Regions from separate parts of the Mus musculus genome. Here region 2 is linked to region 1. A link is a contact called in ENCODE POLR2A ChIA-PET data. All regions are on one chromosome and are shown on one strand. The core of a region is the stretch at or near the end of the contact, and the rest is flanking DNA. Distances in the headings are between cores, read along the strand shown. Region 1 holds the start of Polr2a (polymerase (RNA) II (DNA directed) polypeptide A). Region 2 holds the start of Slc2a4 (solute carrier family 2 (facilitated glucose transporter), member 4).

Region 1 (4,660 bases), core at 1,025-3,524:
CCAGCCCCACCCCACCCCCTTTTATTTTTAATTTGTTAAAGGAAAAAAAAGTCTAACCACGCCAGGTGAGATGGGCTTATGCTCTCAGCACTCAGAAAGGTAAGGCAGAAGAATCACCATTTGCAGGGCAGCCTGAACTGAACAGCAAGATTCTGCTTCAAAATACCAAGAGCTTCAAATACATGTAGCCAAGTGGTCAAGAGCACTTGCCTAGCATGCACAAGGCTGACTTTCAGTCCCAGCAAAATTCAGCCTGGGCTATGAGCTCCAGGATAGCCAGTGCTACATACAGAGACCCTGCTTCAAAAGCAAAACAGAACAAAACCCTGAAAAATCAAACCCTGTCCATCACAGTACAAATTTGTTTCCCAATATACTTATTTTAGTTCTGTTCTAGAGCCTCTGATAAAAGTGGCCCATGTCTGCCTTACTCTTTTAGTACAATGCTTAGCTTACTGTAGGATCATCAGAAAATTTACCTTTATTTATTAATGTAAGGTTTGTCCTCTGGTATCAGCTCCCCTAAAATCCTGTTCTTTCTTAATGTTTTATTACTTTAATTATCTGGAATTTATTTTGTGTCGGTCTGTGAGGTCTTGGATGTCCAGAAACCTGATGTAGGGCTTTGTTTTTTTTTTTTTAAGATTTATTTATTATATGTAAGTACACTGTAGCTGACTTCAGACACTCCAGAAAAGGGCATCAGATCTCATTACAGATGGTTGTGAGCCACCATATGGTTGCTGGGATTTGAACTCATGACTTTCGGAAGAGCAGTCAGTTCTCTTACCTGCTGAGCCATCTTACCAGCCCTGATGTAGGTTTTTCTGTTTTTTCTTTTGAGTTCTGCTATAGTTGAGCCCTTACCCCAACAGGACTGCCTCAGTCTAGAATCAGCTGTTTAATTCCACTCTCTATTCCTCTCAGGAGGAAGAAGTCCAAGTCTCCAAAAGCTATCCCTTGTCTATCCTCACCCACTTCACATCAGCTCTTTACGGAGCTTCTGTACATGCGTGTGTGTATAAGTTACTACTGTCACCTTTATAATTACCCAGTGGTTTCCTACTGAAAACAGAAATTTGGACTCTCTAGAGCGTAATTTACAATATCCCGTGCTTCTTCAGTGCACTCTCCGCACCCACTAACCCTGCCTGCCCCAACACTGGCTTTTCAGTCTCTAGAATACAAGTTTATTTCCCTCTCAGTCCCATGACACTTGTTTCCTCCACCTAAAAAAATAGCTCTGATGACTGATATTACTTGGGAATGTCACCATCCCTGGCAAGTATGTCTTCCAAACCCTGACACCATTCAATTTCAGTGACTTCTTACAGCATTTCCTCATTTTGCTTTAATCTAGGTACTTATTTTTGCTCATTTCTTTTTGTTCTTAAGCTCTCTTCTCTGTTTTTCCCATAGTGTTTTAGAAGGTAGAGTTTCTGTTATATTTATTGTGCAGCTGTGTTCCTAGTGTCTGATTACTGTCACATAGCAGGATGCTCAATATTGGTGAAAGAACTAAAACTGGGGATCCACTTCCTGTACAACTTTCAACCCTGTCTCGTTGAACCGCAGCAATGCTCAAGTATGGAAACATCTTTCTTCTCTGTCCAGTCAAGCACTCATCTCAGGCATAGCATTTCGCTTGTTTAAGTCCTGGCATAATTTAACTTTTGAAGGCTGGACCCCCGCACAACATCAGCATCACTGACCCATCTTCCCAGAGGATCATCAGCCAAAGGCATAGCAGAGAGACGGGCGGACTATCTTACCAATTCATCCGGACTCAGGACTCCGAACTGCACTCTCTTGATGGTGCGCAGCGGGCATGCGCTGTCCCCGGAGGGGGGGCCACCCCCGTGCATGGCGAGGCAGGCGCGCTGCGCAGGCGCAAACCTCGCTACAAAAAGCCTGCGCCACCGCCGCCTAAGTGCTCAGAACCCGTCCGGGCGGCCACCAGGAAAGACCTCCCGGGATAGGGAGGGAAAGGCTGGAGGAGGGAAAGGTGGGGGAGGGGGGAAGGGGGGGGGAAGGCAGAGGAACGAAAAGGGCTGAAAGAAAGCCTTTTCTCCCTTTCCGGAGATTCGTCGGCTCCCAAAAAGGAAACAAAAGAAGGGAGGAGAGGAGGAGGTTTTGGGAGGGAGGAAGAAGAAAAGGGGTAACGAATAAATAAGTAACCGGGATCCTGAACGGCAGAGGTTACGGCAGTTTGTCTCTCCCCCTTCCGGGAGCCACCTTCTTCTCCAACCGTCCCGGTCGCGCTCTCGGCGCTTCTGAGGAGAGAACTGGCTGAGTGACGCCCTTTATAGATTCGCCCTTGTGTCCCGCCCCTTCCTTTCCCGCCCTCCCTTGCGCTACGGGGCCGCCCGCACCGGCCTACACGGAGCGCGCGCGGCGGAGTTGTTGACGCTAGGGCTCCGGCTCCCTGGTTGGGTGTTCTTTCTGACGCGACAGGAGGAGGAGAATGTTCCTGGTCCTGTCGTCCTCCTTTCGGGTTTCCCGTGCACTCAAACCGAGGACTTACAGAACGGAGGATAAAGTTAGGCCATTTTTACTCAGCTTCGGAGTTCAGGCTCATTTTCAGCTAAAGTCTCTCATTAGTATCCCCCCACACACATCGGGAAAATGGTTTGTCCTACGCATCGGTAATGAAGGCGGGGCCCTTCGGGTCCTCCGGAGCGGGTTCCGGGGGTGGGGGGAAGGAGGGAGGGACGGGACGGGCCTCGTTCATGAATATTCAGTTCACCGCTGAATATGCATAAGGCAGGCAAGATGGCGCGTCCAATCAATTGGAAGTAGCCGTTATTAGTGGAGAGGCCCCAGGACGTTGGGGCACCGCCTGTGCTCTAATAGCTTTACGGAGCCCTGGCGCTCGATGTTCAGCCCAAGCTTTTCCCGAGCCCGGAGGCCTATTCTGAAAGTAGAATGGCTGCTACCCAGGAGCCGCAGATCACGCGACCGTGACAATCTGAGAAAAGCAGATTAGCGGTGGGGCAGAATAGGGATGTCTTGGGGAATTCGGGGTCAAGGAAACCCTACACCTTTCAGACGACTTCAGAAATAAGGTGGCGGCTGAGTGTTTCAAGGGAATCTCCCAAAAGAGCATGTTTCCACTCCTTTTCAAAGCAAAGCCAACTGCTCAGCCAACCACAGTGATTCATTCATGCTTGATGTCAGCGTTACATCACCGCTCGGACAGGGAGCACCACCACTGAGGAAAGCAAAATACCTTCCAAAGGAAAGGAAACACGCCCCTCCCCCAGTGCTGGCTGTTCGCCTGACAAGCTGCATTCTTCGTTCTTCATCTCCAGCGCTCTTCTCTTTCCTGCCTGTGGGATTAATCCCCTTGACCCACTACCAGGCTTCCTTAGTCCTCTGGATCTGAGACCTCGCTGCTGAGTGATGCCCTTATTCCCTGTTCCCAGCCCCAATTCCATACCCTGGTTCCTGTACATGCTCCCGGTCTCTCCTCTCCACTTAGTCCCAAGTCACCCTTGAATCCTAGGGCATCTCTCTCCACACCAGTTTTTTGCTTTAATATATATTTTTTATTTTGTGTGTAAGCACGCCACAGCGAATGTATAGAGAGAATAATCTGTAGGAGTCGGTTCTCTCCATCTACCATATAGATCAGGCTTGGTAGCATTAGCCTCTATCTGCTGAGCTATCTCACTGGTCCTCCACACCAGTTCTTTGCCAGGCATTTGTTCTCCCATGGTTTTTATTCCCATCTCTCCTATTTACCCCTGTCCCCCCTCCCCCCCTCAAGTTTGATTTCATTCCTCCGTTTGCCCTTCCTTATCACAACTGAGGTTCTGGGCAGTAATGATGGCAATGCTGCCCAACACAACCCCTGCTCCCATGATGTCAGAAGGTGCCACGGTCTCATAGAGCACGTAATACTGCAGCATGAGGGCTACCACGACCTCAGAGTGCAGGACAGCACATACCAGGGCAGGGTGGGCCTTGGTGACTGCATAGCTCACACATACAAAGGAAACCAATGCAAGGAGCCCCACTGCCACCACACAGCTCCAGCTTAGAGTGTCTTGGGGTAGCACAGGGGTCTGCAGCACAAAGAGGCCTGGTACAGAGACCATTAGCCCCACCAGGCCAAAAAGGAAGGCCACAGTTGGTAGACAGGAAGGGAAGTGTAGAGAGCGGTAAATCTGCAGCCCCAGTGACAGTGCCAGTCCTCCCAGGAAAGCCAGTACATAGCCCAGGGCTGTGTAGAGGCCAGTAGTCCCTTCTTGCAGTGTCCCTAGTCCAGGTCCCACGATGATGATTAGCCCAAGGGTGCTGCCAAACAGGCCACACCAGGCATAGCCACTGAGACCCTGGCTCTCGAGGCAGAGTGCCAGGAGGGCAGAGCACACGGTGGAAGAACCTTTGCGGACAGTGACTGCGTTGCCGGCAGGCACCACCTGAACAGCACTGTAGGCGCAACCAATGCTGAGGACATTAAGAATGGCATGGAGGAAGGCCCGAACCCGAACATCAGGAGGTCCCAGCAGTGGATCACCACGGAACTTAAGTAACAAGGCAATGGGGAGGTGGAAGAGGCATCGGAAGATGAGCAGCTCCAACGAGGGCAACTGGGAGGTCTGGTAAGCCATACGGGAGAATGGGCCCACGAAGCCAGCAGACAGGCCTCCACCCA
Region 2 (4,660 bases), core at 1,452-3,951, 190 kb after region 1:
CCGAGAGGAGGCCCGGTTACTAGCAAGATGGGGTGGAGGTATGAGCCTGGGCTAGATACAAGGTGAGGGCTCACTCTTTCGGGCAGGCCCCTCCAGGTTCCGGATGATGTAGAGGTATCTGGGGCTCTCAGGACAGAAGGGCAGCAGAATCAGCTGCAGGAGAGCAGGGAGTACTGTGAGAGCCAGAAGCAGTGGCCACAGGGTAGCTGTGCCCAGCATAGACTCCAAGCCCAGCACCTGTAGGAAAAGACAGGAAAGAGGAAAAGTGACTTTGCTCTTCCTTCCAGCCCAAATGCAGGCGTCCTCTCCAACTCCTACTCCAGCTCCCCACAAAGCCAGGTCTTTTTACCTGGGCAACCAGAATGCCAATGACGATGGCCAGTTGGTTGAGTGTTCCCAAGGCACCCCGAAGATGAGTGGGGGCGATTTCTCCCACATACATGGGCACCAGCCCTGATGTTAGCCCTGGGCAGAAGGAAGAAGAGAGAGCCGAGGATAGCTGCATATTCCATATAGAAGCTCATACACATACATTAAGGAGAGCAGAGGCACAGAGTAGAGCCATAGCACCTGTGGGTACCTGAGTAGGCGCCAATGAGGAACCGTCCAAGAATGAGTATCTCATAGGAGGCCGCGGCATTGGCTAGGCCCATGAGGGCGCCCCCCAACACGGCCAAGACATTGTTGGCCAGCATAGCCCTTTTCCTGGCAGGCACACAGAGAGGAGGGCTGGTCACGACACCCATGCTGTGGCCCTCCGTCCTACTCCTCCCCTCCTCTGCCCTCCAGCTCCATACCTTCCCAACCATTGAGAAATGATGCCAATGAGAAAGGAAGAGATCATGCCACCCACAGAGAAGATGGCCACGGAGAGAGCCCAGAGCGTAGTGAGGGTGCCTTGTGGGATGGAATCCGGTCCCCCAGGACCTTGCCTACCCAGCCACGTTGCATTGTAGCTCTGTTCAATCACCTGGTTGCGAGGGAGGGGGGGGAATATGGGAGTAACTCTAGAGACCTTTCTCTTTCCACTGCCTGATATACCCCGCCCACCACACCCCAACAGCTGGTAGGTCACTCACCTTCTGTGGGGCATTGATAACCCCAATGTTATAGCCAAACTGAAGGGAGCCAAGCACAGCTGAGAATACAGCTAGGACCAGTGTTCCAGTCACTCGCTGCCGAGGGGGTTCCCCATCCTGGACAGACAGAAACAAAGGAAGGTATGTCATGTAGAGTCATGTTTGACTTCCTTCAGGGGCCCAGGCCTAGCTGCAGCATGAAGATTCTGGGCTCCATCCAACATACTGGATGAGAGAAAGTGGGCCATATTAGGAATTGTACAAAGATCTCACTGTAAACAGAACGCCACAGGAACCTGGGCATGTAGGAAAAAACCGATCTCTGTGTCCACACCACAGGCAAAAGTTTGAGGATCTGGACCTCAAAATTCCCCTGTGACCTTGAGACAGACTCAAGACTTGTGTGACCTTGGGTAAGTCACTTCCCCACTCTAAACTGAACCTGGATTTCCTCTTCTGTCAGGTGATATTGCCTCCCTCGGCTACCTGTCAGTCTGTGAAAACACTTGAAAAATCAAAATCAACTATAACAGTATCCCAGACAGTGCCTGTTTTATAAACTAATATAAATAATGTTTTAACATCACCTCTAGCCCTTGTCTCTTCCTTCTGGAAGTTCTCTCAGCTTGCTCCAGTAGGCCGTAAACAGGCCCAAGAATGGCTAGTCCAGAAAGGGCGTCTGGGTCATTGCTTTGGGGTAGCCTTTTAGGTCTAGGCCTAGCCAACCCTCAGCTCCTAAACTGGGACCAAGTACTCGGGGATGTGAGGGGGGATTTTAGCAGGGAGAGAGAGCCATGCCCAGGGGAAGAGGAGGGATGGTAGTGAGTGGTGTGAGGGGCGGTGGCAGTGGTGGCTACTGCTGGCGGCACAGTCTGTCTCCAAGAGGAAACCTGAGCTGGGGGGGGGGGCTGACACTCCCCTCTGCCCCTCCACCCACCGCAAGGCCGAGAGAAAGTTCAGCCTCCTGGAAGACAGCCAGCAGTGGGGGTGGGGCCCCCGAAGTGCTCGGGTCCTAGAAACACCGTAAATCTGAACAGCTCCGGGAAGGGAAGGCGAGACTCTGGATCTACCATTCCAAATAGAGTCGTGGGCAGAGTGTCACCCCATGCAGTGCACAGTAGGCTAGGAGACAAGTTCTGGATTCCCGAGAATCCAGTCTCTCAGCCTGGGCGCGTAAAGAGTCTCTCGGACCCACTCTGTCTCTTGGCGGGATTGGAATTTGACAGTCACGGGTTGTCTAGGCTGAATATAAATAGCCAGCCCCCCATCTCCAACCCCTGCGCCTGCGCAAGAACCGCCTCCTAGCTGACCCCAACCCCAAACTCAGCCCAAGAAAAACTGGACCAGATTTCCCAATTCGCCCCGGTATGCTGAACCTTACGTCAGAGCCGATCTGCTGGAAACCCGACGGCATCTTGTTTTAAAAGAAGAAAAGACTCAGGCGCTGCAATAAGAAAAAAATGAATAGGGTATAGGGTCCGGGCCTGGCCGGCACGAGACCCCGGCGTTCGGAAGCCGTGTGCAAAGGGCGGGTCTGGTGGGACTCACTGCCACAACCCACGGAACCGGAGAGCACCAAGGCTCTCCGGGATCTAGTGAGACCCGCTTGAGGGGGAAAGATGCGGAGAGCTGAAGCCACCTCCCCACTCCCGCCCCGCCATAGGACACGCCCTTCACAACACCCATTGGCCAGGAGCCCGCACACCCCAAAAGGCCACGCCCCCACCCCTAGCCCTAGTGCTGGCTGGGGAGACACGCCCCTAAGGTTCCCGCCTGCTTCTGAGTTTTCAAAGTAGGGTCCTTGGAACAAAAGGCTCTTCCCGCCATCCAAAATCTTGGACTGCGAAATTTCTGAAAGAATTGAGTGCAGCTGGTCCCCCTGAAAGGTCGAAGAGGAGGGTATGGGCTACATGTACTTGCCAGGGTACGGGGTAACTCCAGCAGGATGACATAGAGCCCGCGTGTGTGTGTGTGTGTGTGTGTGTGTATGTGTGTATGCCCCGAAGTAACCCGGAGTGGCTATTTTTAGTTCCCACGTTAGGCTCCGCCAAATGTCAGGTCCCGGGTGTCCCAGCCTGTCCCAGGCGGGGGAGGGCAAAGGAGATGGAGCCTTAAAGGGTCCGCGACACGCTTCCCACGAGGAGATGATCCAAGGGACCAATAACTTCCGTTCCTAGTGTATCTGGAGACCATGCCTGATCGTCCTTTCTTTCCACGCATCTCTGGGCGGCGCGCTGCCTACTGGCCCATCCCCTCCACATAGTCTCTACACTGGTTCTTGGAGGGGACCCAAGGGACAGGTGCTCACGCCAGTCACACCACCCTCCCTGAAGTCCCTGAGCCTCCAGGCATGTGCTGGCCGCGTGGGCGACAAGCTTTCCAGAGTCAGCTACTGTTTTGGGTCTACAGCTGAGAGGGCACGACCTAAGCACGTCCAGGGAGAGAGCTGGCGAAGAATGTGGAGAGAGAGCTCAATTCAGAAAAAGGCCCAAGAGAAGTGCAAGGCTTCTGGCGCCACCTAGAGGGAGAGCGAGGAACCTTAGTGGATTGCACCAGGGTAGCTAACTTCTGGGGTGGCTCTCTTCTATTAACCCTTCCCCTGAGAGCTCAATAACCTACAACCCAGCCCTCTATGGAACGCCAGACCTGAGTCTAGCTGCCGCCAGAATGGTACCGTTTATATGACGAACACGTACAAGTATGGACCTCCTTCAAGTTCCTTTTCCCAAGGAGCTAACCAGTCACTTTCATGGTGTCTTCTCAATGTTGGTGTTTTGACTTCTCTTGCACATTGGTTTTCTTCATCCGTACCACTACCACTTTATTCTGGACTATCCTGTCATGACTGCTTTTCTTGCTTCTCCTCTTCCCTGAAGAGGAGGGTGGAGGGGCAAGAAAGATGGCTCAGCAGATAAAAGCATTGACTGCTCTTCCAGAATCAGGTTTGATTCCCAGCACACATGTGGAAGCTACAACCATCTGTAACTTCAGTTCCAGGGGCTCCAACACCCTTTTCTGGCTTCCACTGGCCCCAGGTACACATGTGGTACACAGACATATATGCAGGCAAAATGCCCATTCACATAAAAAATAATAATTAGGGGCTGGTGAGATGGCTCAGTGGGTAAGAGCATCTGACTGCTCTTCCAAAGGTCCAGAGTTCAAATCCCAGCAACCACATGGTGGTTCACAACCATCCGTAACGAGATCTGACTCCCTCTTCTGGAGTGTCTGAAGACAGCTACAGTGTACTTACATATAATAAATAAATAAATCTTTAAAAAAATAATTAAAAATAAAAAGAGAGAAGAATGTCCAGGGGTGGTGGGGCACATCTCTAACCCCAAGGCCAGCCTGGTTTACAGAGTGAGTTCCAGAACAGCCAAGGTTTCAAAACAAAACAAAACACCTAAGCCGAACACAACAAAAACAGGAGGGTAGATTACAATTTTCAAAGCACATCCCTTTTGTTTTGTTTTTGAGACAGTCTTGCAGTACCTGAAACTGACGTGGAACTCACTATATATTACACACTGGCCTCGAAGTTGCTGTTCTACCCAGAGTGTTGGGACTGTAGATCT

Evidence for each region. ChIA-PET counts read pairs that join two places held with the same protein, here RNA polymerase II (POLR2A).
Region 2: POLR2A ChIA-PET joins it to region 1 with 14 read pairs in embryonic stem cell. The contact joins the promoter of Slc2a4 here to the promoter of Polr2a in region 1. POLR2A ChIA-PET finds 5 or more read pairs at or near these places in 3 of 5 experiments (Patski and embryonic stem cell).

What each region holds. Positions count from the first base shown.
Region 1 is chr11:69,756,359-69,761,018 of GRCm38, forward strand. It overlaps Polr2a (polymerase (RNA) II (DNA directed) polypeptide A), which reads right to left and starts at 2,275. Exons shown (of 29, transcript NM_001291068.1): 1 at 1,773-2,275. The coding sequence starts at 1,865. Slc35g3 (solute carrier family 35, member G3) reads right to left here. Exons shown (of 2, transcript NM_019871.2): 2 at 3,526-4,660. The coding sequence ends at 3,777.
Region 2 is chr11:69,945,489-69,950,148 of GRCm38, forward strand. Slc2a4 (solute carrier family 2 (facilitated glucose transporter), member 4) reads right to left here and starts at 2,702. Exons shown (of 11, transcript NM_009204.2): 1 at 2,461-2,702; 2 at 1,080-1,196; 3 at 798-970; 4 at 581-705; 5 at 350-465; 6 at 75-237. The coding sequence starts at 2,493.